Regions from separate parts of the Homo sapiens genome. Here region 1 is linked to region 2. A link is an interaction called in ENCODE POLR2A ChIA-PET data of the cell type or tissue named here. Cell type or tissue: HepG2. All regions are shown on one strand. Links, peaks and the distances in the headings refer to the core of each region. The heading gives the core; the rest is flanking DNA. Region 1 overlaps BCL2L1 (BCL2 like 1). Region 2 holds the start of HM13-AS1 (HM13 antisense RNA 1).

Evidence for each region. Peaks named below come from ENCODE experiments on the same cell type or tissue, not always from the same donor. Only the 100,000 strongest peaks of a DNase experiment are listed, where the experiment ranks them.
Region 1: POLR2A ChIA-PET joins it to region 2 with 13 read pairs; 13 of 35 experiments call an interaction of 5 or more read pairs at or near these places.

What each region holds. Positions count from the first base shown.
Region 1 is chr20:31,697,873-31,713,417 of GRCh38, reverse strand. All of the region lies in intron 2 of BCL2L1 (BCL2 like 1), which reads left to right. The region is part of intron 3 of BCL2L1-AS1 (BCL2L1 antisense RNA 1); the gene reads right to left. Among named protein-coding and RNA genes, the nearest start is that of BCL2L1, 17 kb to the left of the region's middle. RefSeq lists enhancers at 1-92, 119-646, 7,204-7,283, 7,334-7,433, 7,444-7,493 and 2 more. In HepG2, for the core only: no CTCF peak of the experiment used is centred there; DNase peaks (open chromatin) are centred at 3,287, 6,487, 7,271 and 8,647.
Region 2 is chr20:31,566,274-31,581,818 of GRCh38, reverse strand. HM13 (histocompatibility minor 13) reads right to left here. Exons shown (of 13, transcript NM_178581.3): 11 at 15,524-15,545; 12 at 13,595-13,741; 13 at 12,276-12,699. The coding sequence ends at 12,600. It overlaps HM13-AS1 (HM13 antisense RNA 1), which reads left to right and starts at 8,556. Exons shown (of 3, transcript NR_046853.2): 1 at 8,556-8,677; 2 at 8,896-9,020; 3 at 13,871-14,232. It overlaps LOC107985416 (a long non-coding RNA gene), which reads right to left and starts at 8,809. Exons shown (of 3, transcript XR_005647051.2): 1 at 8,381-8,809; 2 at 4,441-4,479; 3 at 4,040-4,215. It also overlaps the pseudogene RNU6-384P. RefSeq lists silencers at 6,605-6,774, 8,277-8,856, 11,919-12,213 and enhancers at 8,658-9,199, 14,867-15,006, 14,280-15,155, 15,156-15,545. In HepG2, for the core only: CTCF peaks have their summits at 8,589, 9,301, 12,104 (motif pointing left) and 12,523 (motif pointing left); DNase peaks (open chromatin) are centred at 7,388, 7,758, 8,788, 12,528 and 3 weaker places; H3K4me3 peaks cover 2,124 bases.

The DNA.
Region 1 (15,545 bases), core at 2,771-10,770, 130 kb before region 2:
GTCCCTAGAGGTCCGCCCCCCAAAAACTACTTTTTTTGGACGTGTCCCTGCCTTTCCTCTTGTCCATTACTTTCTTTGCTCCCTACCCTTTCCTCCTTCACCTGGCTTCTGCCTCCAGCTGTGATCATCCCTTCAAGATTTAGAAAATGCCTTTCTACTTGGTTCTGCCAGGCCATTACCCCCTACCCTAGGCTAGGCTGTGAGGGAGGTCAGTTAGAATTCCTGGGTTCTCTCCTTGGCTCCATCACGCATTAGCAGTTTCAGTCCTGGACTTCCCCTGGAGATGCATTAAACCTGTTGCTTGCGGTGCCCTGTGTCATCCATTAACCCTGAGTTCCCCTAGGAGATTCCACCCCACCCCTGCATAGGATGGGATTCTTAAGAGATAACTTGAGGTTTGGCACATATAAATCCTGCCTCTTGGAAATTGATGATAAAGGGTGGAGTGAAACAGAGCCTGCCTTCCCCTCCCCCAGTCACCTTTGAGGAGGAAGCTAGAAGGTTGAAAACCTTGTTGGACAATCATCTGAGGAATGGGAGCTGGCCTGGGAGGGGATTGGAACGCACTCAACTATGCCTCAGATCCTTTGTTCCTCTCTTGAAAGGGAAACATTCCCCTCCCTCCTCCCTGGCCACACACACATACACACGTGCCTTTGTTCCCCCGAGTCAGGCAGGGATAGGAACATAGTGTCCCTTCCAAGGAGCCTGACTCGCTTCCCTAGAGACTGGCCTCCTGGTCAGTGGGACTGGGATATTTGCTCAGGAGCCCCCAGCCTCGTGTCCTTTCCATAGAGTCTTCGAGGCTAAAAACTTGCCTACAAACAGCTGCTGAGACTTCTCTGTAATTATTTCATGGGACACCCATGTCCCAGGATAAACAGTCCCTCCCTCTTACTCCAGTTGGTGATTAATATTATTGTTAACATTACTATTAATAGTATCTAACACTTATTGAGTGCTTACTCTATGCCAGCCATTGTTCAAAGTGCTTTACATGTATTAATAGATTTCATTCTCACAGCAGCACTCTGAAGTAGGTTCTTTTATCCCTGTTTCACACATGAGGAAACTGAGGTACAGAGAGGTTAAGCAATTTATGCAAAGTAGCACAGTTAGTAAGAGGCAAAGCCTGGGAGGGTAGCTTCCAACCTCCCCCTTTTAAACGCTCCACTGTGTTCCCTCGTCCAGTGCGCTATTGTCTAGGTGACTGCTGGCATTAATCCAGTGCTCACTATGTGACAGCCTTTAGTGACGCTGTTTTTGTTACTATCCCAACAACCTTATCGTTATAGGCACTGAGATTTGGGAGGGCTTATAGTTAGCCAGAGGCAGAGTCAGCATTTGAAACCAGGTCTCTCTTACTCTGAAGCCTGTCCTTTTTATCTCCAGTCCTTAAAAATCTTGCAAAGTAGGTGTTGTTACCTTCATTTTATGGTTGAGAAAATTGAGGCTCAGAGAAAAGTGATATACCCAGAGCTTCACAGGCTAGTACCAAGAAGAGCTGGGATTCACACTCTACTGTCTTAGTAGTCTGTATTGTCATGATTATTCTTTTTATGTGCATGATAATACTTTCAATTTACCAAACTCCTTTTATAAGTTATTTCCCAGTGAAGTAGGAGAGGTGGGTATGTTCAGCCCTGTTTCCAGAGGGGAAACTAAGATAAGGGGTCTTGTCCCACAGTAAATGGCAGCATCAGACTTAGAATTCATGTTCTGGCTTTTAACACAGTATTATCAATACTGTCTGCCTCTCCTAAAGCTGGATGTGTGGCTTGGAGCTGTCCTTGGAGTTTCATTTCTTTTGTTAAATCAGCAAATATTGACAAATGCTTTGTAATGTGCTAAATGCTAGTGATACTGTGGATATTGTGGTAACTGAGACTGAGTCCCATCCCTCAATGGTCTGTTTCCATACTCCACACCTTGGGTCTTGCTGGTGTCCCTCTGCCATCTGAATCAGTCTACATGTGCCATCCATCCTTCTCCTCAGCTGCCAGACACACCAGGCAAGATTCATTATAGTTGATATGTATTAATCACCTTCAACACATACACAGACAAAACTCTGGCCTCACATTTGAGACAGCTTGACTCCTTGCTGGTGGCATAACACAAAGCAAATCAGCTTCAAATTCTCATCCATAAGCCTGAGAGAATAATGCCAAGCCACCAGAGTAAGTGAGGCATGAATGAGAAAGTGAAATGTAAGTGTGTTTTTTGGTAATAATAACAGATACTATGGGTTGAGTAGTTACTTGCTCTGTGCCAGGTGCTGTGTTTATCCCCTCAATATAATCATCTTACTTGGTTCTCACAAATGCTCTCCTGTGAAGATGGAGAATCTAGGGTTCAGAGAGGCTCCCTAATGTGTCCACAGTAACAGATCTTCTAAGAGGCAGAGCTGGGTCTTATACTCAGATGTGTCTGATGCAAAAGCCTATAAGCGTCATTGCTTCTTACAAGCCCAGACTGGCTTATTTTACCCTGACTACCTGGCTCAGGGCCCGCGGTTGGGTGAGGACTCAGCCAGGGCCTGCTCAATGAACATGAAGGGTTATTATTAGATACAGGTTAGGCTACAAAAAAAGTTTCTGCCCCTAAGGAAGCAAACTCATTTGAAGCAGTAGGAATAGACCTCAAACACTTGGTGAATGGCTTGAGGCAAACTGTGCCAAACCTGTAGAGTAAACACCAAAAGTGGAAGAAGTTGAGCCCACCTGACTGCATTGCTGGGCCCTGGGCCTCTGCCAAATGGGCCAGCTTCCACCATCAGCTACCCAGTTGATTACTGGGCCCAGAGGCCTCCACCCTCAGCCTGTATCATCAACCTGCACCCTTTCCCTAGCCAACTGCATTGCCAATCCAGACTGTCTTCTGCATCAACAGTGGAAAGGGTTAGGAAGGAGAGAGGTCACTGACAGCTTAAATAATCATAGCTTTCTCAGCACCGTAGCTTTGTACAATTTCCACTGAGGCCTCAGTTTCCCGGTCTGTAAATGGAGATAATACTAATCTCTTAATGAAGATGATAGTAATCTCTTCCTTATAGGCTTGCTGTTTTTCCTCTGCCTGTATCACTCATCCTATGGATCTGATCAGGGCTCTCTCTCTTCTTATCATTCAGGTATCAACTCAGATATCACCTCCCTAGAGGTCGCCATGTTTACATGTTTACCATCTGTCTCCTGTAGTAAAACATAAGCTCTCGGAGTACACGGGCTTTATCCTGTCTTTCATCCCCAGCATCTAGCAGAGTGCTTGGTACATAGGAGGCACTTAGCAAATATTTGTTGAATAAGTGACTGTGTAGACCACCTCACACGGTGTCTGATATACTCAGTCAATGTTAGGCATTGTTATGTCTTAGGAAGATGTGGACCATGATGGGTTTAAATAGGTGAAAAGAATGTAACAAGAGCAGGCTGTGGCTGGGCGTGGTGGCTCACACCTGTAACCTCAGCACTTTGGGAGACTGAGGCAGGTGGATCACTTGAGATCAGGAGTTCGAGGCTGGCCTGGCCAATATGACAAAACCTTGTCTCTTCTTTTTTTTTTTTTTTTTTTTTTTTTTGAGATGGAGTCTTGCTCTTGCTCAGTTGCCCAGGCTGGAGTGCAGTGGCACGATCTCGGCTCACTGCAAGCTCCGCCTCCCAGGTTGACGCCATTCTCCTGCCTCAGCCTCCCGGGTAGCTGGGACTACAGGTGCCCGCCACCAGGCCCGGCTAATTTTTTTTGTATTTTTAGTAGAGACGGGGTTTCACCGTGTTAGCCAGGATGGTCTCGATCTCCTGACCTCGTGATCCACCCGCCTCAGCCTCCCAAAGCACTGGGATTACAGGCATGAGCCACCGCACCCGGCTCGTCTCTTCTAAAAATACAAAAATTAGCAGGGTGTGGTGGCGGGCGCCTGTAATCCCAGCTACTTGGGAGGCTGAGTCAGGAGAATCACTTGAGGCCGGGAAATGGAGGTTGCAGTGAGCTGAAATCATGCCATTGCACTCCAGCTTGGGCGACAGAGGGAGACTCTGCCACACACACACACACCAAAAAGATCAGGCTAGTTACACACGCGTGCACGCGCGCACACACACACACGAGCAGGCCAGACGGGTAAGAACCACCCAGACAGAACTGGAGGGTGGAGTATGTATGAAGCATTTGAGAGATCATGAGGAGGCAGACTGGCTAGAGCCAAAGATGGTCTGTGTCAGCAATAAAGTTGGTCAGGGAAGAAACCAGGTGGCTGATGACAGAGGCCTCTGGACAGAGGGATGGTTGATGGTAGAGGTGGGCCTAATGGGGAGAGGCCCAGAGCACCTGTGGGATGCAGTTAGGTCTCAGTAACCCCTAAGAAAAAGAATCTCTTGCCAGCCAGGGCTCAGCAGGCAGAGCTGCAGGGAGAGAAAAGCCAGAGGCACCTGCAACCTGCAGATCAGGTAAGCTGCCCTGGTTGTTATTTTGGGACTCAGGGCCAGGTGCAGATTCAAAGGATTGATTGAAGCCTTTTGGCAACTCTGGCCTCAGCAGGGTAAACATCACCTGTCTCCTGCCACCTGCAGTGACAATGCCAGGAAGGGTACCCTAGGTAGGCCCAAAGGGGCCTAACTTTCTTGCTGCCCTGGTGGAGCAAGAAATATCTTCTAGGAGAGGCCAATCCTTCCCTGCCCCACAGCTCCTTCTCTGCAAAGCTCAGGTGGCAATCAGGTACCTCCTGCCCAAGAGGCCCCCATGGTTCTGGCCTAAGGAAGGCAGGGCGGGGCATTGGGAGCCGTTGACAGCTGGGCTCAGCTGGGGGGAGGGGTCAGTTTGGGAGCAGGTGCAGATTTCAGGGAGGGTGGGGCCTAAAGGGAAGTAGGGATCTTGGTAGGCTGCAAAATTTTCCTCCCCATCCCCCAGCCACAGCTGGCTTCTCCAGGAACCTGATGACCTAGTTACAATGCTTAGAAATTGTCAGCTTAGCTTGCAGTTCAGGGCTTTGCCAGTCTCTCCTCTCTGAGGCTTCTTGGGTCCAAAAGGTACCTTGGCATTTCCCCAAGGGGGTTCCATGTGAATGACATACACTGTATCACATGTACAGGCTTCTTGCCCAGGGGAGGAAAGAGCCAGTAAGGCTGCTGCTTCTTCCCTTGTGTGTGCCCCCCAACCCCAGGGAGAAAATACTCCCATGCCCTTGCCCCCTTCTGTTTCTCTCTAGAGGGTTGGTGAGTGACAAATGGGAAGTCACAAACTTCTTCCCTTGAGGGTCAACAAAGAGGGCCAGACCCTTGTTGCCCTAAGGATAGATTGAGCACACCTAACCATTCTTTCCTTACCTCCCCATCTCAGTGTGATGTTAAAACCTGATGGAAAGAGGTTAGGAAGACTCTTCTGGGGGCTCTGGAGGCCCCCCACTCTCTCAGGCAGCAGCTGCTCCTGGTATTCCTGGTGTCTGCCTTGCCTCCTTGGGAGAAATTCCATCGTTGTTAAGAGTCAGGTACGAAATTTGACAAACCGTTGTTGAGTTGGTGAGTCTCACTTGCTTAATAGTTATCCTTGGCAAATACTTAATCTTTCCCAGCCTTAGTTTCCTCATGTATGGAAAAGAGGTAACAATATACAGTGCTTTTCTTTTTTCCTTTTTTTTTTTTTTTTTTGAGACAGAGTTTCGCTCTTGTTGCCCAGGCTGGAGTGCAATGGTGCCACCTCGGCTCACCACAACCTTCGCCTCCCAGGTTCAAGTGATTCTCCTGCCTCAGCCTCCCGAGTAGCTGGGATTACAGGCATGCGCCACCACGCCCAGCTAATTTTGTTTTTTTAGTAGAGACGGGGTTTCTCCATGTTGATCAGGCTGGTCTCGAACTCCTGACCTCAGGTGATCTGTCCGCCTCAGCCTCCCAAACTGCTAGGATTACAGGTGTGAGCCACCATGCCCGGCCTACAGCGCTTTTCTTGAAACACTCTTGAGAGCATGAAAATAGTTGAAAAGATACATGGAGCACTTACCAAGGAGCCCAGCATATAGTAATTACTTAGTATAACAAGCTACTATTATTACTGTTATTGTCACATTGCAATCACTGGTAAACAAATTGTTGTCATTGCTATTGGATCTACTCTCCAGGAGTGAACTTTCAGGCTGACAGAATATGTGGATATCTTTGGACCAAGAGTTTAGAGATTTTAAGGTACCTGAAGCTTGGGGCCTTGGCTCACAACCTTGTCCCCTACCTCCTCTACAAGGCCCAAGTCATACCTTGTACACAGTAGAGGTTTGGCCAGTGTTGTTGACTAGGCGTTTGGCAATGGGGCATATTTTGTTTTATCTTCCCAGGGTCCTCCTTGTTTGTTGACTGAGTGGAAGACTTAATGAGTTAAGTATTTAAAGTGGGTAGGAGCATGCCTGGCACACAGTAGGTGCTTGACATGGGTTTGAATGATTAAACATGGCATTGTGGGAACTCTGGAGTTTTTCCAGGATGGCCCCACTCACTCCTTGTTTGCTCTGTGGCCTCAAGCCTCTTGCCCAAGCTCTGCCTGTTGCCTCATATGTTGAAGAAAGATAACACCCGCCTTGCCTCCCTCATGGGCTAGCAGGGAGGCCCAAAGAGATGATAGATGAAAAAGCACTTTGAGAACTATAAATATTTGGTCTTGTTGCTACTCCTTGACTAAAGTCACAGCCATAGCTGTGTCATTCATTCATTCATTCAGTCAACAAGCATTTTTTGAGTAGAAGCAATATCTTATCACTTAACTGGCTTCATGAATTTGGACAAGTTACTTCCCTCTGTAAACCTGAAGATCTATAAAGTGGAAGTAATACTCATTTCAGAGGGTTGTTGGGAGAAAGACTAAACGAGGTGCTCTGAGCTTACTGAGGATAAAAACTATGTCTTATTCACTCTTAACAGCTACTGCTGGGCCTAGTACTTGGTGGCTGAGTGTTTAGTGACTGGATTAACAAACATTCCTAATAATTAATGGTACATGTAAAGTGCACTTACACATTGCCTAGTGCAGAGTAAAAGCTCAGCAAATGCTGAGTCTTTCCCTTTTCTCTATGAGGCTTGAGGTGCCTTGATTTAGCCATGGGTTGCCTTCTGCAGTCAAAGTACCAGGCAAGGCCAGACTCTGAATATGACTCAGATGGGAAGTAGAAGTGAGTATTAATGCCTGGCTCCAGGTTGTCCTTACCTGCCTACGCTGGACTTCAGTGCGGGAGTTCTGAACTATCGAGGATCAGTGCTGCTTAAACATAAAATCCAGTGTACTATGGTTCTCACCCCATGCTTATCTCTGATCCAGAACAACTGCCTCTTGTTCTACCCACTCTCCATCTGCTACTCAGAAGAATTTCCCCTTGCTCACAGCACCCATGTTCAGTTGGAGCCCTAGGGGTTACCATGTCAGGGAAGTCCCAGGGAGTCACTCAGAAATAGCCTTTGGGGCAAGGTCCAGAGAAGGAGCCCAATTCTAAGGCTCAGTGTCTCCTGGGACTGGGTCAAGCAGCAGGTGCATACATGAGACCCAGGGCTGGTGGCTGAGTGATGAAACTGAGAGATGTGTAGGGCCAGACAAGAAGTCAACCTAGAGGAAACTGCCTGCTTGTTCATGCAGGTGTTTGGACACCTGGGGGAACTTTCTGGGTCTGATTTAGTGGTGCTAGTGTAGGTTCCATATTAGTATCCCAAGCCCCAGTGAGGGAAACCTTTGGGACTCCCAAGCAAAGCCTGTAGTTGGCACCCAGCACCTTTAAACCCTTCTCAGATCCCTTTAGGGTGAAAGAGAGGCCCCCTCCTCTGGGTTCTACAGCATCTACAGCTGGAAACTCCAGGGACAATGACATAATAACCATAGCTCCCTTTATAAAGTCTCTGCTGTGTGTTAGGCACTGTGCTGGGGCTCTTTATGAAAAGGGGATCATTTTGTTAATTGGAAGTATGGGCTCTGGAATCAGACAGAGTTGAGTTTGAATCTGGTCTCTATTACATATCAGCTGTTAGATTTTGGGTGCATTCCTTTCCATTTCTGAGCCTCAGTCCCCCTATCTGAAAAATGGGGATAATAATAATACTTCATAGGGTTTTTGTAAGGATTTAAGAGCCTTTTGTAAGAATGTATGTAAGATCATATGGTGCAGGTATTAAGGTAATTTTAGTAATATTTAACAATGAGCACTTGCACTTAAGTGTTTTATATGAGATAGTTCATTGAATTCTCAAAATAGTACCACTCAGGTAGGTTCTCTTATTATTCCTATAGAGAAGTTAAGAAAGTTGTTCAAAGATGCACAGCGAGTAAGTGGTAAAACCATGATTTGAACCCAGGTAGTCTGGCTCCAAAGCCAACTTGTCCTACCTGGATAAGGAAGGCCCTAGTAAATGTTGCTGTTATAACTATTGTATCCAGCATTGTAGTTGTCTGTAGTTTTTGGTCTATCCACTGAATTCTGAGCTCAGTGAAGACTAGAAACCCATTTAATCACCTTGCACCCCCAGAGACCAACATAATACTCATAAAACTCATTAATATTTGCTTAATGGCTGAGAATATTCTCTTTCTTTAGTAATCAATCAGTAACTCTTTATCGACCAGTTCCTGTAGGCTAGCTTTGAACTAAATCCTAGGAGGAATGCAAAGTACAGCTATGCCTGTGTAAACGGAAGATTGGGTGTGTGCGTTGGGGGGGTGCATTCCAGAGAGCACTGTGTCATTGGCAGAAACTTCCACACAGGAGGCAGAAACAATACAGGTGGTTTGAGGATGTTTTCCAAGATGGGATTCCCACCCCTCCCTGAGGGAGTCACTTCCTCCATCTCCTGCAGAACAAGGTGACACAGATTCCCTACTCCGGCCAAGGGCAAGGAACCACTCTAAGCTCTTCAGTCACTCTAATCCAGAAACTGTGTCTTTATGGCTCAGGCAACCAGTTCATGGCAGCCTAGAATGACAGGGAAAAAGCTGGGAAGGGACCTTAGAAAATCACTCTTGCCCAATACTCCAGCCAAAGTGGTCTTTTAAAAACCAAGTTCAGGCTGGGCGCGGTGGCTCATGCCTGTAATCTCAGCACTTTGGGAGGCCGAGGTGGGTGGATCATCAGGTCGGGAGTTCAAGACCAGCCTGGCTAAGGTGGTGGAAACCCCGTCTCTGCTAAAAATACAAAAATTAGCCGGGTGTGGTGCACGCCTGTAATCCCAGCTACTCAGGAGGCTGAGGCAGAAGAATCGCTTGAACCTGGGAGGCATAGGTTGCAGTGAGCTGAGATCGCGCCACTGCACTCCAGCCTAGGTGACAGGGAGAGACTCCGTCTCAAAAAAAAAAAAAAAAAGGTTTAGGGCCGGGTGCAGTGGCTCATGCCTGTAATCCCAGCACTTTGGGAGGCCAAGCCGAGTGGATCAACTAAGGTCAGGAGTTCGATACCAGCCTGACCAATATGGCGAAACCCCGTCTCTACTAAAATTACAAAAATTAGCCAGGTGTGGTGGCGTGGGCCTATAGTCCCGGCTACTTGGGAGGCTGAGGCAGGAGAATCGCTTGAACCTGGGAGGCAGAGGTTGCAATGAGCCAAGATCGCACCACTGCACTCCAGCCTGGGTGACAGAGCAATACTCGTCTCAAAAAAAAAAAAAAAACAAGTTCAGGGCTGGGCTCAGTGGCTCATGCCTATAATCCCAGCACTTTGGGAGGCCAAGACAGGCGAATCACCTGAGATCAGGAGTTCCAGACCAGCCTGGCCAACACAGTGAAACCCCATCTCTACTGAAAATAAAAAAATTAGCCGGGTGTGGTGGTGCATGACTGTATTCTCAGCTACTCGGGAGGCTGAGGCAGGAGAATCACTTGAACCCAGGAGGCGGAGGTTGCAGTGAGCCGAGATTGCACCACTGCACGCCAGCCTGGGCAACAGAGTGAGACTCTTGTCTCAAAAAAAAAAAAAAACAACCACCAAGTTTAGGCCAGGCATGGTGGCTCACACCTGTAATCCCAGCATTTTGGGAGGCCAAAGCAGGTGGATCACCTGAGGTCAGGAGTTCGAGACCAGCCTGGCCAACATGATGCAACCCCGTCTCTACTAAAAATACAAAAAATTAGCCAGGAGCAGTGGCTCACATCTGTAATCCCAGCACATTGGGACACCAAGGCGGGTGATCACCTGAGGTAATGAGTTCGAGACCAGCCTGACCAACGTGGTAAAACCCCATCTCTACTAAAAATACAAAATTAGCCGGGCATGGTGGCTCATGCCTGTGATGCCAGCTACCTGGGAGGCTGAGGCAGGAGAATCACTTGAACCCAGGAGGTGGAGGTTGCAGTGAGCCAAGATTGCACCATTGCACTCCAGCCTGGGCAACAAGAGCAAAACTCTGTCTCAAAAAATTTAATAAAATAAAAACCAAGTTCAGATCTTATTGCATTTTTGTTTACAACCCTCCAAGTGGTCTTCCACTGTAGTTAGAATAAAACCCAGACTTTTTTTTTTTTTTTTGAGATGGAGTCTTGCCCTGTCGCCCAGGCTGGAGTGCAGTAAGTGTCATTTCGGCTCACTGCAACCTCCGCCTCCCGGGTTCAAGCGGTTCTCCTGCCTCAAACTCCTGAGTAGCTGGGATTAAAGGTGCCCACTGGCCGGGCACGATGGCTCACCCCTGTAATCCCAGCACTTTGGGAGGCTGAGGCGGGTGGATCACCTGAGGTTGGGGGTTCGAGACCAGCCTGACCAACATGGAGAAACCCGTCTCTACTAAAAATACAAAATTAGCCAGGCTTGGTGGCACATGCCTGTAATCTCAGCTACTCAGGAGGCTGAGGCAGGAGAATCACTTGAACCTGGGAGGCGGAGGTTGTGTTGAGCCAAGATCGCACCATTGCACTCCACCCTGGGCAACAAGAGCAAAACTCCATCTCAAAAAATAAAAATAAAAAAATAAAGGCACCTGCCATCACGCCCAGCTAATTTTTGTATTTTTAGTAGAGATGGGGTTTCACCATGATGTCCAGGCTGGTCTCGAACTCCTGACCTCGTGATCTGCCCACCTCAGCCTCCCAAAGTGCTGGGATTACAGGTGTGATCCACTGCACCCAGCAAAACCCAGACTTCTTACCAACCTCTGAGGCCTGTGTGATCTGGTCCTGGCTGCCCCTCCATCATTCTGTCTCTCCCTTACTCCACTCAAGCCGCATGGGTTCCTTGCTGCTTCTGGATCCTGGCATAACTTCTTCCTGCCCAAGGGCCTTTGTAGTTGCTCTTTTCTCTGCCTGAAATGTTCTGCCCCTAGTATTTCCTTTCTGAGGCCTACATTTGGTTCAGCTTGCTGGTCACCTCCTCTGAGAGACTTTCCTTGACCTTCAGTTTAAAGTAGCCATGCTATTTCTAAATCCCTCTCCAGTCTTCTTGTAGTTTTGTCATAGCAACAGCCTCTACCTGGAATTTTCTTTTTGTTTGTGTACTTGTTTTTGTCTGTCTCTTCTATTAGAATATAAGCCCCATGATTATAGGGCGTTTGGTTTGTTCATCATTGTATCTCCAGTGTCTGCAGCTGTTCTTTGCAGGTAGTAAACATTCAGTGAATACTTTTTGAATAAATTATTAAACAAATGAACAAAACCTAAGACATGAAAAAACTGAGGCCCAGAGAAGAGAAGCTAATGAGAATTAATAGTGTTCTTTCATCCTACTTTTGAATGCTCATTAAGTGCCAAGCACTGTATTCAGTGATTTACATGCATTATTTTTGCCACTTATTCTTAATTGTTATAATGAGTTGTTTGGAACATCATTTTTTATATATACCACTGTACCACTTAAAAGAAAACTGGACCAATCTTATTTTTTATTGGAACCTTGCTCTGTTTTACAAAGAGTTGGAAGCAACTTAGGAAAATTCATACAACCAAAAGGATAATGTAGCTAAGGGAGTCGGGTGAAAGGAAAATATGGGTAAGAAGACGAGCCAAAAGTAAAATTAGTTCACACAAATGTATGTTACAAAAGTCCTTTGAACTGAGCAGTTTTTATGCCATTCTTTATAACTAAATATTGCCCAGATTCATTTAAAATGATGGTTTTTTAAAAATCTAACTACAGGCCGGGCGTGGTGGCTCACGCCTGTAATCCCAGCACTTTGGGAGGGCAAGGTGGGCAGATCATGAGGTCAGGAGATCAAGACCGTCTTGGCCAACATGGTGAAACCCTGTCTCTGCTAAAATACAAAAAATTAGCCAGGTGTGGTGGCGCGTGCCTGTAATCCCAGCTACTCAGGAGGCTGAGGCAGGAGAATCGCTTGAACCCAGGAGGCGGAGGTTGCAGTGAGCTGAGATCACACCACTGCACTCCGGCCTGGCGACAGAGCAAGACTCCGTCTCCAAAAAAAAAAAATCTAATTACATAGATGACCTTGGGATTGTCCCAGACTGCACCTAATAGTCTAGGATTTGCTGGCTCCCTTCCTGCCTCATCAGCTGGGCTCCTGGATTGAGGCAACACGATCTCCTCTTTTTGCCAAAGGGGCTGGTCCAGCAGGGAGGAGCCTAGACCCCTCTCCAGTCCTCTCTGGACCTAGCTAACTTTGTTTCAAGGAGTCTTTTCTGTAGAAGGTTTATTAATTGAGATATTGCCATTGGAAACCCAGTTCTGCTCTCAAGATACTTCCAGTTGAATTAGAGAGAAAAGACATAATATACATGAAAGGAGATCTTGTAAAAGCCAACAATAAATGCTAAATGCCAAATGAGGGAAGGACTTCACAGAAGAGGTGAGGTTTACACCGAGCCTTACCACAAAGCGGAGAAAAGAGGGGCTGTAGCTCCCAGTAGGAGAGTCAATGTGGGTTAAGATTTGCAGGCTGAGACCAACTCTCAAGAAGAGACCCGTGGGCAGTGGCAGTCAAATTTTAGGCATATGTGGAGGGGTCTCTTTCATTAGGTAATAAAGCCAAAAAGGTCAGCTAGAACCAGGTTTGTAGGATCTTCAAGTGCCAGGGGGAGGATTCCAAGGCCCTCCTTGGCAGCCCTGGTATCCCAATAGATAGGTCGTGCCCAGGGACTAATGCCCATGCTGGCCACTGGTTGGGCTGCTGATTCCCAGGTGGCAATGGCAGCTTCTGAAATGGGAGCCAGAGCCTTCAACTAATAGTGAGGGGAGGAGTTAAGTGTGGGGCCATTGTCAGTTTAGCTTTTGGCCATCCCAGGTGCTATTCATTTGGCGATTCGGCAAATGTTTATTGAGCACCAACTATGTGCCAGGCCCTGTGCTACATGCTGAAGATGCTAAGATAAACAAGATAAGGTCAAGGACATTGCTCTTGTAGAACTCTTACTTTAATGGGAGAGACAGCTAGCCCGAGAAACAAACAAGATTATTTCAGGGATTGGGTTAAATGCTGTACAGAAAATGAAACTGAGTAATGGAATATCTAGGAAGCAACTATATGCATGGGCCAACTCAGTTACTCAGCTTTGACACTGTTGGGTCTAGTTGGTACCTTTGTTTCCTTTTGTGTTATAGATGGAGGTGATCTTTCAAATCTCCTCTGCAGAGATCCAATGGGATAATGGTTGACTACCATTTATTGAGCACCTAGCCCATGTCAGGTACTCTACATGCATTTTCTCATTTAATTCCCTCACCTAGACTGTGTGCTAAATGGTCCATTAGCCCTACTTTCTTTTCCAGTAAAGAAACTAAGGTTTGGATAAGTGAAGTTGCATGCCAGGGTCCTGCAGCTTTACGTGGTGAATCCTGGATTTGGACCTAGATTGGGCTGGCTCTAAAGCCAGGCTTCTTTCCCCTGCTCCACTCTTGGAATAAATGAAGGATTGTTGGTTCAGGATATGCAGAAAGCTGCTTAGCAAAAGGAGAGTTGGAGAAGCATCTTGGTTTGAGGGTCTTGAAGGACACCTACTGTACTCCCAGCTGAGAGGACTCTTTCTCCTCATCTTCAGGAGGATGCCTCCAGAGCCTGGGGTTACTGTAGGCCTTTGCCAGAGGCATGTTCGGACTTAGCCAGCTGAGTATCCCCTGTTTCCTGCTTTTACCATCTCAGCTGCTGGTCAGGAGGTTTGGGAAGGTGACATCATCTAGCTGAATCAGCTGCTGCTTCTAGATACATTACTGGAACTGAAAGTCATTACCCCTTCCTTCCTGCTCTGCAAGTCTCTTCAGAATGAGGCTGGAGTATGGGTGTTCCACCTGTCTGCAGGGTCATGACTGGAATGGTACTTGCTGCTTTTAAAGAGCTAAAAGGTTTTTAAAAGCTTGTTCATGGAAAAAGCTTTCCTCAAGGCTTCTCAAGCTAAGGGAACAGAGCGTCCTTGAGAGGCAGGAGGATTCACAGGAAGGCCCTCCCCGACTCCCTCTTGTCCACCTACATTTAGCCATATGACCCTTCTGATCTCCTTTGCCTAAGTCCGAGGCTTAGGCCTAGCACTGTAGGATGGGTAAACAAAACGTTATTTGTGGACTTTTTGACCTTAAGACTTTTAGAGTCTGGTCAAGGGGACAAAAAAAAACTGCTTACATTTCAGAGCAGACCAGCCACCACACTATTGGAGATATATTGGAGATCTCCCCTTGACTCACTAATTGAAAAGCAAAAAAGGGCAGGTGTGGTGGCTCATGCCTGTAATCTGAGCACTTTAGGAGGCTGAGGCAGGCAGATTGCTTGAGCTTAGGAGTTTGAGACCAGCCTGGGCAACATGGCGAAACTCTGTCTCTACAAAAAAATACAAAAATTAGCCGGGTGTGGTGTTTCGCACCTGTATTCCCAGCTACTCGGGAGGCTGAGATGGGAGAAACACTTGAGTCCAGGAGGTCAAGGTTGCAGTGAGCCATGTTCACACCACTATACCCCAGCCTAGGTGACAAAGCGAGACCGTCTCCAAAAAAAAAAAGAAGGAAAATCGACTGGGTCCAGTAGCTCATGCCTGTAATCCCAAAACTTTGGGAGTCTGAGGTGGGAGGATCACTTGAGCCCAGGAATTCAACATCAGCCTGAGCAGTACAGTGAGACCTCCATCTCTACAAAAAATTTGTCAGGCATGGTGGCACATGCCAATAATCTTGGCTACTCAGGAGGCTAAGGTGGGAGGATCACTTGAGCCTGGGAGTTCATGGCTGCAGTGAGCTATGAACACATCTCACAGAACTCCAACCTGGGCGACAGAGCAAAATCCTGTCTCAGAAAAAAGAGTCATTGGAGGGTTTTGAACCAAGAAATGACAGTCCGACATACATTTTTAAAGGATCACCAGGCTGGGCACGATGGTTCACGCCTGTCATCCCAGCACTTTGGGAGGCCGAGGCAGGCAGATCACTTGAGGTCAGAAGTTTAAGACTAGCCTGGCCAACATGGTGAAACCCCATCTCTACTAAAAATACAAAAATTAGCCAGGCATGATGGCGTGTGCCTATCATCCCAGTTACTCAGGAGGCTGAGGCAGGAAAACTGCTTGAGCCCGGGAGGTGGAGATTGCAGTGAGCTGAGATTGTGCCACTGCACTCCAGCCTGGGCAACAAAGCGAGACTCCGTCTCAAAAAAAAAAAAACAGCAACAGCACATGCTGAG
Region 2 (15,545 bases), core at 5,042-13,041:
CTTTTGCTCTCTTTGTCTGGCAATCCACAGTTCCTGAGCGTGTCCTTACTACCATTCCCATTAGAATCCTCCCAACCACCTTGCAGTTTGAGGATGAGGAAACAGGGTGCTGAGGATGGACTGAGAGTCCGAGGACATGGGTGCCCTCGCTGACTGACTCTTGCGACCAGGGTGCAAATGGGGCTGGGGGCTGGGAAGAGACGGACTGCCCTTCCCCTCCACCCCCTCACTCCCTTCCCTGGGAAAATCCAACAGGTGGTGGGGCCGCGGCGCTGTGGGCCATTGTGTGGGCCCTGGGAGGGTCGCAGGGCCCAGTGTGTGTCTGGGAGAAGATGGATGCCTTCATTACCATGTGAATCCTGGGAAAGCACTGCCGAGGCTGGGTGGTGGGTGGGCGTGGGCCGCAGGTCGGGGGGCTTGGTGTTCTCAGGCCCAGACCACACAGCGGCTGGGAAGTGGGTCTGGTGGAATCCTGAGAGACCCATTAAAAAACACCACCACCACCACCACCCAAAAAAACCAGAACAGATCATGGGGCTTCCCCTCTTATTTAATTTCTTATTTTAGGACATTTCTATCCTGTGGGGCTTAAAAGAGACACAGATTGGGAAAACAAAATTATTTTATTTTTTATTGAAGGCTTCACGAATTTGCGTGTCATTCTTGCTCGGGGGCAATGCCAATCTCTGTCTAGTTCCAATTTTAGTATATGTGCTGCCAAAGTGAGCACCAAAACCAATTTTATTAAGGAAGTAAAAACTCGTTTTTTGCTTTTTGTTTTTTTTTTGCTTTCTCTGTTGCAACTTTCCCACAGATTGTGCTGCGCATTTGGGCCTGAACAGAAAAATCTGAGGCTTACGCAGCATGCGTACAATCAGCATCTCTGTGGAGGCATTCCCAGCAGCACTCTCCCCGAGTGGCTCTTCCGCTCATGTAAATACGTCCTAGGTCACTCTGGATGATTAGCAAATAGCTGCTGAGCAAATTGGAAGAAGCTGGTTTTAGGCTTGAAAAACAAAAGCTATTATCAATTTGGCCAGAGCAGAGAAGACTGGCTGGTGTTTGGGAAGGGGGCAGGTAGCAGGGAGATAATAACAAGGACCACTGACTATATATCTCCATTTTACAAATGAGGAAACAGCCTTTGAATCAGTTGGCCAAACCACACAGGGAGAGAATGGCACAGAATTCCAAACCCTGTTTCTCTAATTCCAGAGTCTATGCTCTTTCTGGGGTTTCTCCATGAGGCCAGAAGAGAGGAAGCCGCAGAGAGGCCGCTGTAGAAACAGACTGTGCGGGGTCTCATGCCTGCAATCCCAGCACTCTGGGAGGCTGAGGAAGGAGGACTGCTTGAGGATAGGAGTTTGAGACCAGCCTGGGCAATACAGTGAGATCCCGTCTCTACAAAAATATTAAAAAATTAGCCTGGCCGGACGTTGTGGCTCACGCCTGTAAGCCCAGCACTTTGGGAGGCCAAGGCAGGCGCATCACTTGAGGTCAGAAATTGGAGACCAGCCTGGCCAACATGGTGAAACCCCGTCCCTACTAAAAATACAAAAAATTAACCGGGCGTGGTGGCGTGCACCTGTAATCCCAGCTACTTGGGAGGCTGTGGCAGGAGAATCGCTTGAACCCGGGAGGCGGAGGTTGCAGTGAGCCGAAATTGCGCAACTGCACTCCACCCTGGGCAACAGAGGCAGACACTGTCTCAAAAAAAAAAAAAAAAAAAAAAAAAAAATTAGCCAGGCCAGTGGTGTACACATGTAGTTCTAGCTACTTGGGAGGCTGAGGTGGGAGGATTGCTTGAGACCAGGAGCTTGAGAGCTTGAGGCTGCAGTGAGCTGTGACTGCACCACTGGGGGATGACCCAGGCAAAGGGAAGCATGAACCAAAGAAACAAGACCTGAAACACACACACACACACACACACACACACGCAGAAAGGGCTGGGCACAGTGGCTCACACCAGTAATCCTAGCACTTTGGGAGGCCGAGGCGGGCAGATCACCTGAGGTCGGGAGTTCGAGACCAGCCTGACCAACATGGAGAAACCCCCTCTCTACTAAAAATACAAAATTAGCCGAGCGTGGTGGTGCATGCCTGTAATCCCAGCTACTCGGGAGGCTGAAGCAGGAGAATCGCTTGAACCTGGGATGCGGAGGTTACGGTGAGCCGAGATCCCGCTGTTCCACTCCAGCCTGGGCAACAACGGCGAAGCTCCGTCTCAAAAAACAAAAAAGAAAAAAAACAAGCAAGCAAGCAGATGGGACAGCACACATTCACAAACTCGCACAGGCAATGCCCTTGCAAAAGCCCTTTTATCAACCCAAACACTTCCACATGATCTGTCTCTCTTATACCCACACACCAATTACACACACCCACCCACCAATGCAGGCACTTGCTCACAAATGTTCTCAGAAACACATACTCCTAAACATACTTAGACACAAACACACAATCATGCATTCACAATCACAACCATATAGAAACCCATCTACAGCACTGGTCCACGTAAGATTTCAACTTTACCATTACCCACAACTTGTAGAAACCCAAACATTAGCATAGACTCTCCTTTTTTTTTTTGAGACAGTCTCATTTTGTCGCCCAGGCTGGAATGCAGTGGTGCGATCTCAGTTCACTGCAACCTCCGCCTCCCAGGTTCAAGTGATTCTCCTGCCTCAGCCTCCTGAGTAGATGGCGAGAGGTGAGTGTGCTGGCAGCCCTCCCTCGCTCTTGGGGCTTCCTTGGCCTCGGCGCCCACTCTGGCTGCGCTTGAGGAGCCCTTCAGCCCGCCGCTGCACTGTGGAAGCCCCTTCCTGGGATGGCCGAGGCCGGAGCCGGCTCCCTCAGCCTTCGGGGAGGTGTGGAGAGAGAGGCAGGGGTGGTAACCGGGGCTGCGCCTGGCGCTTGCGGGCCAGCTAGAGTCCCGGGTGGGCATGGGCTTGGCGGGCCCCGCACTTGGAGCGGCTGGCCGGCCCGCCGCCCCAGGCAGTGAGGGGCTTAGCACCCGGGCCAGCAGCTGCAGAGGGTGCACCGGGTCCCCAAGCAGTGCTGGCCCACCGGCGCTGCGCTGGATTTCTTGCCGGGCCTTAGCTGCCTCCCCGTGGGACACGGCTGGGGACCTGCAGCCCGCCATGCCCCCCCGCCCCATGGGCTCCTGTGCAGCCCAAGCCTCCCCTACGAGCGCCGCCCCCTCCTCCATGGCGCCCGGTCCCATCGACCCCCCAAGGGCTGAGGAGTGCGGTCGGCACACGGCCTGGGATTGGCAGGCAGCTCCACCTGCAGCCCCTGTGCGGGATCCACAGGGTGAAGCCAGCCGGGCTCCTGAGTCTAGTGGGGACTTGGAGAACCTTTATGTCTAGCTAAGGGATTATAAACACACCAATCAGTACCCTGTGTCTAGCTCAGGGTTTGTGGATGCACTAATCGGCACTCTGTATCTAGCTAATCTGGTGGGGACTTGGAGAACCTTTATGTCTAGCTAAGGGATTGTGAATACACCAATAGGCACTCTGTATCTAGCTCAAGGTTTGTAAATGCACCAATTAGCAATCTGTGTCTAGCTCAGGGTTTGTAAATACACCAATCAGCACTCTGTATCTAGCTAATCTAGTAGGGACGTGGAGAACTTTTGGGTCTAGATCAGGGATTGTAAAAGCACCAATGAGCACCCTGTCAAAACGGACCAATCAGCTCTCTGTGAAACAGACCAATCAGCTCTCTGTAAAATGGACCAATCAGCAGGATGTGGGTAGGGCCAGATAAGAGAATAAAAGCAGGCTGCCCGGCTCTGCAGTGGTAATGTACTGGGGTTCCTTTCTGCATGGGGTGTGTGTGTGTGGTGGTGTTTTTTTTTTTTTTTTTTTTTTTTTTTTTTTTTTTTTTTGCTGTTTGGTTCCACATTGCTTTTGTGAGCTGTGATACTCGCTGTAAAGGTCTACAGCTTCACTTTTGAAGCCAGCGAGACCACAAACCCACGGGGAGGAACGAACAACTCCGGATACGCCGCCTTAAGAACTGTAACACTCACCGCGAGGGTCTGCAGCTTCATTCCTGAGCCAGTGAGATCACGAACCCACCAGAAGGAAAAAACTCCCAGCACATCCGAACATCACAAGGAACAAATTCCAGACACGCTGCCTTTAAGAACTGTAACATTCACTGCGAGGGTCTGCAGCTTCGTTTTTGAAGTCAGTGTAGACCAAGAACCTGCCAATTACAGACACAATGCGACTATAGGTGTGTGCCACCACGCCGGAGTAATTTTTGTATTTTTAGTTTAACCATGTTGAGCAGGCTGGTTGTGAACTCCTGACTTAAGGTGATCCACCCGCCTTGGCCTCCCAAAGTGCTGGGATAACTGGCATGAGCCACCAAACCCGGTCCATCAGAATAGATTCTCACAGGAGCAGACACTGTCAGTCAAACACCTACCCCGTCCCCGCAACATGCACGCATAGTTGCATAGAGAACCTGTCAAGAAGAAAGGATCCCGGTCAGGCAGAAAGAGGCTCAGCTTCTCCCCCAAAGTCCACACCTAAGAAATCTGTTTTCCAGACTCAGTACCCTGGGTTTTCCCTCACCACCTCTGCATCTGAGTGTTACCAGTGCCTCCACCTCCCCTCCCGCACTTCAGAGCCCAGCTGGGACCTGGGGTAGCCTGAGAGGGGGTGGGTGGCCAGCTTCCGGCAGCAAAGGAAAGCATCTGTCTGAGGTGGGCAGGCCCATGGGGGTCTGGCAGCAAAGGAAAGCACCTGTCTGAGGTGGACAGGCCCATGGGGGTCTTGAAGCAGCACCTTCGCTGGGTACCCCCAACTGGGCTGATCCCAGGGGGCACAGAGCTGGGACCCATGGTTTTGGGAAGGCAGTAGGGAGGGCCCATCAAAGACTCCACCAGGCATTCTCTGCAGGGGTCTGCCTTCACATGAAGATAGCCTTGTTTGTCACACCTGTCTGCCTTAAAATGACAAAGGTTGGATGCTGTCTGGGTGTGAGATGAAATGGCAACTGACTGAAATGGGAAGAAAGTTAACTATGGAAAAAATACTTCATTTAGATCTGATTTGGGTTAAAAAAAAAAAGCATAGAAAAAAATCTGAAAGTAATCTATGGGTGGCCAAATGTGCTGTTTTATTTTCAATGTTTTTTACATCTAATTTTCTTTTTTTTTCTGAGACAGGGTCTCTGTCACCAAGGCTGGAGTGCAGTGGTGCGATCATGGCTCACCTCCAGTTCAGGTGATCCTCCCATCTCAGCCTCCCGAGTAGCTGGGACCTCAGGTGTGAGCCACCAGATCCGGCTAATTTTTGTATTTTTTTGTAGAGATAGTTTCGCCATGATGTCCATGCCAGTCTGTAACTCCTGGGCTCAAGCGATCCACCTGCCGTGGCCTACCACAGTGCTGGGATTACAGGCTTAAGCCATGGTGCCCGGCCTTTTTTGAGACCTGGTCTTGGTCTGTTGCACAGGCTGAAGTGCAGTGGCACTATCATGGCTCACCCAGCCTTGACCTCCCAAGCTCAAGCAGTCCTCCTTGGCTCAAACAATCCTCCTGCCTCTGCCTCGTGAGTAGCTGACACTACAGGTGTGTGCCATCATTTCTGGCTAATATTAAATTTTAATTCTGTAAAGATGAAGTCTTGCTATGTTGCCGACGATAGTTTCAAACTCCTGGCCTCAAGCAATCCACACACCTCGGCATCCCAAAATGCTGGTATTACAGATGTGAGCCACCGTGTCCAGCCTAATTTTTTTTTTTTTTTTTTTTTGAGACTGAGTCTCCCTCTGTTGCCCAGGCTGGAGTGCAGTGGTACCATCTCGGCTCACTGCAACTTCTCCCGCCTGGGTTCAAGCAATCTCCTGCCTCAGCCTCCTAAGTAACTAGGATTATAGCTGCCCACCACCACACTTGGCTAATTTTTGTTATTTTTTTTTAGTAGAGATGGGCTTTCACCATGTTGGCCAGGCTGATCTCAAACTCCTGACCTCGTGATCCACCCGCCTCGGCCTCCCAAAGTACTGGGATTACAGGCGTAAACCACTGTGCCCGACCTTTTTTTTTTTTTCTTTTTTTGATAAGGAGTCGTGCTCTGTTGCCTAGGCTAGAGTGCAATGGCATGATCTCGGCTCACTTGCAACTTCTGCCTCCCGCGTTCAAGAGATTTTCCTGCCTCAGGCTCCCAAGTAGCTGGGATTACAGGCACCCACCACCATTCCTGGCTAATTTTTGTATTTTTTAGTAGAGACGGGGTTTCACCATGTTGGTCAGGCTGGTCTCGAGCTCCTCACCTCAGGTGATCCACCTGTCTCGGCCTCCCAAAGTGCTGGGATTACAGGCATGAGCCACCGCGCCCGGCCAAGAAAATTTTTTAGAGATTGGGAGGAGTCTTGCTATGTTGCTCAGGCTGGTCTTGAACTCCTGGCCTCAAGCATTCTACATCCTTTTGCGTCCCAAGTGCTGGGATTACAGGTGTGAGCCATGTCCAGCCTAATTAAAAAACTTTTCTTTTTTTTTTTTTTTTGAGACGGAGTTTCACTCTTGTTGCCCAGGCTGGAGTGCAATGGCACCATCTCGGCTCACTGCAACCTCCACCTCCTGGGTTCAAGCAATTCTCCTGCCTCTGCCTCCCGAGTAGCTGGGACTACAGGCGCGTGCCACCACACCCAGCTAATTTTATTTCATTTTTAGTAGAAACGGGATTTCACCATGTTGGCCAGGCTGCTCTCAAACTCCTGACCTCAAATGATCAGTCCGCCTTGGCCTCCCGAAGTGTTGGGATTACAGGCGTGAGCCACTGCACCTGACCATATTTCTTTTTAATACAGACAGGGTTTCACCATGTTGGTCAGGCTGGTCTCTAACTCCTGACCTCGTGATCTGCCTGCCGTGGCCTCCCAAAGTGCTGGATTACAGAGGTGAGCCACAGCGCGCCCGGGCCAAAGTTTTAAAAATACAAAATGAGGCCGGGCGTGGTGGTTCACGCCTCTAATCCCAGCATGTTTGGGAGGCCTAGACGGGCGGATCATGAGGTCAGGAGATGGAGACCATCCTGGTTAACACGGTGAAACCCCGTCTCTACTAAAAATACAAAAAAAAATTAGCCAGGGTGGTGGTGGGCGCCTGTAGTCCCAGCTACTTGGGAGGCTGAGGCAGGAGAATGGCATGAACCCGGGAGGTGGAGCTTGCAGTGAGCCGAGATTGCGCCACTGCACTCCAGCATGGGCGACACAGCGAGACTATGTCTCAAAAAAATAAATAAATAAAATAAAAAAAAAATGCAAAGTGAGCAGGGTGTGGTAGCACGCACCTGTAGTCCTAACTACTCAGGAGGCTGAAGTGGGAGGATGGCTTGAGTGCAGGAGTTCAAGGTTACAGTGAGCTATGACTGCCACACTGCACTCCAGCCTGGACTACAGTGAGAGCCTGTCTCAAAAACCAACAAGCAAAATACCCACCCACACACAGCTTAGTTTACATATATAGCAAAAATCTTCTTCCAAGCCACCTAACTCCTTTGTATATTCCTTGCCCTCAAATTTACTCAAAATAGTATCTCCCTTTTTTTAATATTTTGGAGACTCTTCCATAAATATCTATTGAGAACACACTATGTGTGATTTCCATGTATTTATTTATTTTACTTAATCCTCACAGCCATTATGTAGACGAGGAAAGTGAAGCTCAGAGATGGGAAGTCACTTGCCTGAAGCCGCAGGTTGGTAAACATTAGACTCTAGGTAATTTGATAATTTGTGTCCATTTATGAAGTGCCTGCTGTAGCCAGGCCCTCAGGATTGTCCCAAACCTTTATAGTCACTCTTACAACAAATACTGAGTGCCTTCATGTTTCAGGCAATGGGCCAAGTGTTGGGGCTACGGTGGAGAGGAAAACAAAGGCTTAGCCCATGGTTGAGGGAGGTTCAATTGTTCACCCCATTTTTCAGGTAAGAAAACCAAGGAAGAGAAGGGAAAGAAAGTGTCCTGAGATCACACGGTCACACGAAAATAGCTGAGGCACGGCGCGGTGGCTCACGCCTCTAATCCCAGCACTTTGGGAGGCCGAGGTGGGAAGATTGCTTGAGCCTGAGTTCGAGACCAGCCTGAGCAAGAGTGAGAACCGCCGTTTCAACTAGGGGAAAAAAAAAAAAGCCAGGCGTGGTGGGACACACCTATATTCCCACCTGAGGTGGGAGGATCGCTTGAGCCCAGGAGGTCGAGGTTGCAGTGGGCCGTGATCGCGCCACTGCACTTCAGCCTGGGCGACAGAGTGAAACCCTGCTGCACAAATAAAAGAGAAAAGGGAAAAAGAGCGGAGACAGGCAGCCCCGCTTTACAGGTAGGGAAAGTGAGGCACAGAGAAGTAAAACGACCTACCCAAGGAAACCCATCTAGTAAAGGCAGGGACCGGGATCGCAGGCTCTTGGAGCTCACCAGTCCCCGCCGGGCGGTGCTTGGCCCCTCCTTCCCCTCCGGCGGGCGTGGCCCGGCCGGGCCCGCCCCCTCCCCTGCGCGCGTTCCTGGCAGCCCGGCCGGCGTTTCCTGCCTGCGTCGCTGAGCTGGCGGGCGGGCAGCCCATCTGGCGGCCCCCGCGGGGCGGCGCGGGGAGGCGGCCCAGACTTGCTGGAGCCAGGCGCCGGCCCGGGGGCCCCCCTGCCCGCCTGGAGAACCCAGGTGTGGCCGCGGCGGGGGTGGGGGGTGGTGCTTTCCTTCCCGCTCGCTCGGCCCTTCCTGACGCACCAGGGCAGGATGCAGCCTCCTCCCGTCCTCTCCTCGGCCTCCGCCTCCCGCGCCCTGGCCCGGAATGCTGGAGGGAATCCAAACGCAGGGCGGGGAGGCAGGGGCAGGCCCCTGAGGCCCCGCCCCTGATAGCCATTTGATACCACCGCTAGTCTTGCCCGTGTTTGGGGTGACTCAGCTTCCCTGCTTGTGCAAGAACAGCTGAACTCTGACCTCCTGAATGGCCGACTCTTGCCTTGCTCCTCAGGGACCCCAGACACGATCGTAGGAACCGGAGGTACTACTGCCCTAAGCCATAGCGCTTGACATTATCCATTTATTCAGCAGTTTCAAGTCGCGGCAAGCGGCGTTTGACCACTTCTGTTCCCTGCCCAGTGCTTAACTGGTACCTGGTGCCGGCCTGATGGAGGCTCTGAAGGCTTTCCCTCAGAAAGCTGGACCCGCCCTGGGAAGCAGGTCCTAACCCCCCTTCACAGTCGAGCACAAGACCGCTTCATTCACACTGCAGGAGCCAGCCCTGCTGTCAGACTGACGGTGCCAAACCCCCTTCTCCAATGCTGCCCCCAAAAGGAACCAGGGATCCATTATCCTGATCATGTCAAACGGCACCACGGTGAATACGAGTCTTGGAAGCCAGACACTCTGGGTTCACATGCCCCCTGGGCCCGCCCTTACGGTCTCTGCCTCAGTTTCCCCATCGTAAGAATGATGTAGGTACCTCAAAGTGTTGTTACAACGATTAAGTAAATCTTAAGATACATTTGAAACTTGAACACGGGTTTCAATTGTGCAGGTGCACTTAAACGTGGACTTTTTTTCTACCTCTGCCACCCCTGAGACACCAAGACCAACCCCCTCCTCTTCCTCAACACAGAGACCAGGATGAAGATCTTTATTTATGATGATCCACTTTCACTGAATAATTTTTTTTTTTTTGAGACGGAGTCTCACTCTGTCCCCCAGGCTGGAGTGCGGTGGTGCAATCTTGGCTCACTGCAACCTCCGCCTCTTGGGTTCAAGTGATTCTCCCACCTCAGCCTCCTGAGTAGCTGGGACTACAGTCGCCTGCCACCATGCCAGGCTAATTTTTGTATTTTTAGTAGAGTCGGGGTTTCACCATATTGGCCAGGCTGGTCTCGAACTCCTGACTTTGTGATCCGCCTGCCTCTCTCGGCTTACTGCAAGCTCTGCCTCCCGGGTTCAGGCCATTCTCCTGCCTCAGCCTCCCGAGTAGCTGAGACTACAGGCGCCTGCCATCATGCCCGGCTAATTTTTTGTATTTTTAGTAGAAACGGGGGTTTCACCATGTTAGCCAGGATGGTCTCGATCTCCTGACCTCCTGATCTGCCCATCTTGGCCTCCCAAAATGCTGGGATTACAGGCATGAGCCACCATGCCTGGCTCTTAGGATTTTCTTAATTACATTTTCTCTAGCTTACTCTATGGTAGACAGTGTAGTACGTATAACATACAAGATGTTTTGACTGTTTATGTTATCAGGTAAGGCTTCTGGTCAACAGCAGACTATTAGTTGTTTTGCGGGACTGAAAAGTTATACAGATTTTCGACCATGATGGGTTGGTGCCCCTAATCCCTGTGTTGTTCAAGGGTCAGTTGCACTAGCATAATGCTAGTCACGTGAAATACAGTCAGTGCACACTGGGGTCTCAGCAGGGCTGGTTTTCCCCTTGGAACCCTCTCTCTTGTCGCAGTCATGGGAGACTGAGGCACAGAAACAGAATCTAATAAAGCAGGGTAGAACTTGGGTTCTAGAGCAGTTTCCTAATAATCCACCCCAAACCAGGTGAGGCTGGCATCTAGCCCACTCGGGGCCCTGCCCAACCACCCACACCCCCTCCCCAGCATGCAGGCCCAATCCTTGCCCGGCCTGGTGCCATTTTTCCATGGGACTCTGATGGTGGCGGTTCACATCTGGAGTCTAGACTCGCAGGCTCTGCGGGCCAGGCCTACCGCCTGGGCTGGGCCACCACTGCCCGCTGTTTGCTCAGCTGAAGCTGGTTAATTGGAATTACAGTGGCCTCTGCGGTGCCGGCTGGCCGGGCGGGCCCTAGTCCGCTGCTCCGGAGGTCTGTGGAACATCTGGCTGGACCAGGACAGTCATTAGGTGGCAGGCGCTCGGCGCCACTGCCACCTCAGCCTCTGCCGGGGGCTGGTGGTGACTCAATAAGGCCTTTGTGCGCCCTGGGCCGCAGAGCCAACCATGCTATGTGCCTGGGCCGCCTGCCCCATCTGCCTCAGAGGGGCCTTGTTCCAGGACCACATGGCCTCAGAGTTGGCTGGAGTGGGTAGAGATTCCAGAAGCCCCTGAAAGGGAACCCCCCTCCCTGAAAGGAAGAAGCCTTTTGAAATTTTCTACCCCTTTTCCTTCCTATAGAACCCTGGAGCCAGTAAAATTGGGTGGCTGGGGCTCAGGGATGCCCAGCACACCAGCCAGTGACTTGGTCCCAGGGGTCTGGGGAGGAGCTGCGGTCCTTAGGAACCTGGAATTGTTTGGCTTGGCTAAGGTCAAATCGATGTCCATGGGCAAGCTGCCTCAATTCCCTCATCTGCACAGCGGAGCGAATAATAGCACATACAGCCCAAGACTCAGAAGGAAGTGAAATCCTATATCAAGGTGCTTAGTGCATGTCAATACCTAGTGAGGGTATTACAGTCATACTCCTGAGTCTCTGGTCATGATTGTCCTTTGGCCACTTCCAAACTGGAAGCCACTGTTATTTTCAGCCTTTGAACCTGAAGCTTGGGCAAGGGAGAGCCCCGGGTCTGTCAGTATGGTGGCCACCCGCTCCTGTCTGTTTCCCCACTCAGTGACCTCATACCAGGTGGGTGGATGAGGGTTGTGGCCACCGTTTGCCTGGTTTGGGGTGGTGCCCGGTCGGTCTCCTGCTGGCCGGGGCTGCTGTCTTCAGCAAACTTTAGGGAAACCCGGGCGCTGAGATTTCAGCTCTTAGGCCCCAGAAGGCCTCTAAGAATCACTAGCTCAGTCCTTCCCCACCCCAGCCTCTAGAGGTCCTGGCCCTTGTGCCATGACTGGCCCCACAGTAGTCATTTTGGGAAGAAACCCAGGAATGGGCAGAATGGGAGACAAAGCCTTGATCTTCAGGGCAACCTAGAGTCTGAGCCCTCATCAGCCGAAGCCATATGGGCACAGGGACCAGGGAGGCTGGCAGGTTCTACAGTTACTGCTTCCCTTGTGAGTCAGGTCAGCCCTGGGTACTCCCCACCACTCTCACCATGGTGAGTGGGAGACTCTCATCTGCCAACACCCTTGCTGCCCCCAAGTATTTCGAGGAAGGTGGTGAGAAAAGTGCTAGCTGGTGAGAGAGGGCTCGTGGGCCCCCTCTACTGGCTAAAAGGTGTTTTACGGGTGCAGGGCTGGCCAGGCACTGGGGTGGGCACCCTTAAGGGGCTTGCAGAAAAGATTTTGGGTGGGCAGGTGAGACCTAGAAAACCCAGGGCAAGACACTGGGTGCTTAAACAGAGAATCTTCCAGGAGCACAGTGGCCCGCCCTGGCCATGGGATGAGTTTTTAATGTGAGGCAAAATCAGTCCACAATACAAAATCTAAAAATCACACCCACTTTTCCCACCTGGCTCCCGGGGAGGGGGGAAGCTGGGGGTTTCTTTTGCCTGCAGGGTGTGGGGAGGAGCAGAGGAGGGCCAAGAAAGGGAGAAGGAAACAGAGGCCACAGAGGCCTGGCTGGAGGTATCCTGCTGCCCCCTGCCCTGTCCTGGAGCTGCCCTTGGCCTCCTGTGCCCTCTACCGGTGCACGCCTGTGTGGGCCCAGCCCCCATCTGTCTGGTCTGGCCCTGAGAGGCTCGGGCACCAGCTGCATCATTTCTCTTTCTTCTCCAGCCCCTTCGATGCTGATGCCTCTGTTCCCTCTTTGGATTCTGTCACTGCCGCTGGATCCTTAGGATTTGACTCCTCATAACTGACCAAAAAAAAAAAAACAACAATAAAAATTCATTTAGAGGAGAGGGTGAGCAGAACCTTGGTTGTCCCCTTCCCCCACCCCCATCCTAGGAAAGCGCCTGGTCACATGCAGAGCGTCAGCCCTGTGTCCACTGCCCAGCACCTAACAGCGCCTGGCCCCAGCCCTACCACATGCCCTCCTCAGGCAGGCTGCTCTGCTTTCTCTGAGCCTGGGGGTACCAGGAGGCAGCAAGGGCAGCAGCCAATGGAAGAGAGGTTGGGCCTGGGCTTGTGTGGGCTGATTTCAAGCTTCCTGAACCTTCTGCTGTAGCGTGGAAAAAGGGGTGGCCATGACAAGGCTACAAGAGATGGAGATAGGCTGCCTCCCAGGGCACACAGCATGAATCAAACAGCTCAGCCCCAGAGGTGAGGGCACTGCTGTACTGGCAAGCGGCAAGGTGCTGCTCTGAAGACAGACACCCTGGCTTAGCTTCTTCTATGGGCTTCATTTTTCAAGCAACTGAGTTCATGCCAAAGATAATACAAATCTTTCCTCACCAGATAAACCCCGTGAGGCAGGAATGTGCCCACTTACAGATGAAGAAAGTAACTTGCCTAAGGTTATACATATACCTTGAATGGTAACAGTATCTACTACTGCATGACAAGGGCCATTTCCATCCACTATGATGTGGGCCCCGCATTACTGGTGAGGGCAGGAAGCTTCGGGGTTGTCCTGCTTCCCAGCCCTATGGCTCGGTGCAACCACTGCCTGGTGGTTGTGGAGGAGCTGCTCTTGCGGCCTACTCCTGGCAATGGTCCCTGCCCTATGCACTGGAGCTGCAGTGTCTGCCCTACCTTGGGCCCCGGGGCAGTAGGGGGAAGCGGGCAGGTGGGCACCCGCTGGGCATTACATGGCGCTGGGATTCTGCGGGCGCCGGCGGCGAGGGCCAGCTAGCTTCTGCTGCATGGAGTCGGCCAGGCTGGCTGGGGAGCCCGAGACTGTGGGGAAGTGGGTGAGCCTCGGGGTATGAGGCAGGATTTCCGCCGAGGACTCGTAGCTGTGTGAGAGAGAGAGAAGAGACAGAAAAAAAGAGATGGATAGGGAAAGACTAAGGGAGGACAGAGACTTCCTTTCCAAGGAGCAGAGAGCAGAACTGTCTTGTTTTTACCTATTTTTGCACTTCCAGATTTTATGGAAAGAAGCTGATATTATTTGGAGAATGAAAAAAGAAAGATGCACCTAGACAAAGGCACATCAGGCCACTGTGCAGAAGAACAAGCATGCTCTAGAAGTGTATGTGCTGCTGTGGAAACACCTCTAAGAAATACCGTAGAAACCCAATGTGCAGAATGCTCCAAGAATGCCACCGTCTGTGCAAGAAAAAGTATACACACATCAGTGCACAGGTGTCTGAATGTCTGTGTAACACTGCTGGCCTCTGTGGGGTAGCTGGAGCATGAGGGTGCTCTCTCTGTTACAGCTTTGGAATTTTTAACTATGTGAATGTGGTACCAATATAAAAATAAGTAAATCAATAAAAAAAGGAGGAGAATAGAAGGGAAAAGTAAAAAGGTGGAGAATTGGGAGAGAAATGGGGAGAAAGGAGGGAGAGAGAGAGAGAGAGAGATCACTTGCTTTTTACCCCAATCTAAGAATGTCCAGGGTGGGAGTGGAGGGCAAACAGTGGGGGCAGGGTACCTGTATGGCAGAGCATTTAGCACCAAGCAGGTAAAGGCCAGGGGCACCCTCTGCCTTGTGTATTCAGAGCTTTGCCTGATGAGGGCACAATAGCATTGGGTGGTTACCCCAAGGGGAGGGGCAGGGAAACCTGGGCTGGATGGGAAGCAGAGGGAGGGTGAAGGATGGGTGCTAAGCTCAGGGATCGGGTGCCATGCCTGCTCCCAAAGCTCCCTGAGACCTGTCCCCAAGTTCACCCCTAGCCCCCACTTGCCTCAGACCACAGAGCTTTGCTGGGCGAGGCAATGTGGGCAGGCAGGCGGGGGGCTGGGGATTCTAGACAGGACAGGGAGGGCAGAGGCAGGTCCGGGGGAGGGGTGAGTCACAGGCTCCCCTGCGGGGAGCCAGGTGCACAGGAGGCCCTGGCAAGCGCTCTAGGGACAGCTTGGAGGCCAGGCAGGTGGAACTGGGCGGAAGGCACCCGAGTAGGCAGCTTTAATCGCAACTGACAGCTATTTCTAGGTCCCTGGCAGGCAGGGTCGGCAGTGCTGGGGGCAGACACCTGTTGGAGTCACGCAGGCCTTGCGGTATGGGTGGGGCTGTGTGCAGGGTGTGGTAGGTGTGGATATGGCCCTGGGGAAGGGGTATCTGTGTGAGATACAGATATAGAGAAAGCAGTGAGCTGTGGGTTAAAGCCACAGAGGTGAATGAACAGGGACTGACACCTGCCTTCTACTCGGGGCACTTTCTACCACACTAGGGCATCCCACACGCCCCCTGTTCTATTACTCACATGTGAAAACTGAGGCCATGGGAGGGGAAGACATGCCTGAAGTCACCTGGGGGCAGAGTCACCTAGGACTTCTGACAGTAGGCAGAGAAAAATCCACAACAGCTATTCTTAAGATCCAGCTAACATTTGGATGGGGGATGCCTAGAGGGCTCTGATGCCTTGCGCTCCCCTGGCTCCTGGCCCAGGGTAAGGTTCCCACTGGTGTCCACAGGCCAGGTACCCATGTACTGCTGAAAAAGGCAAGGGGTGGGGCTGGTGGCAGGAACAATGTTCCCCTGGAGAGGTGTAAAGATACCCCCAGCAGGTTCCACTGACTGCCAGCAGGCACACTGGTGCCCATGAGGACATCTGCCCCCCACTCTGCCTTACCTGAACATCTCTGTCACTTCTC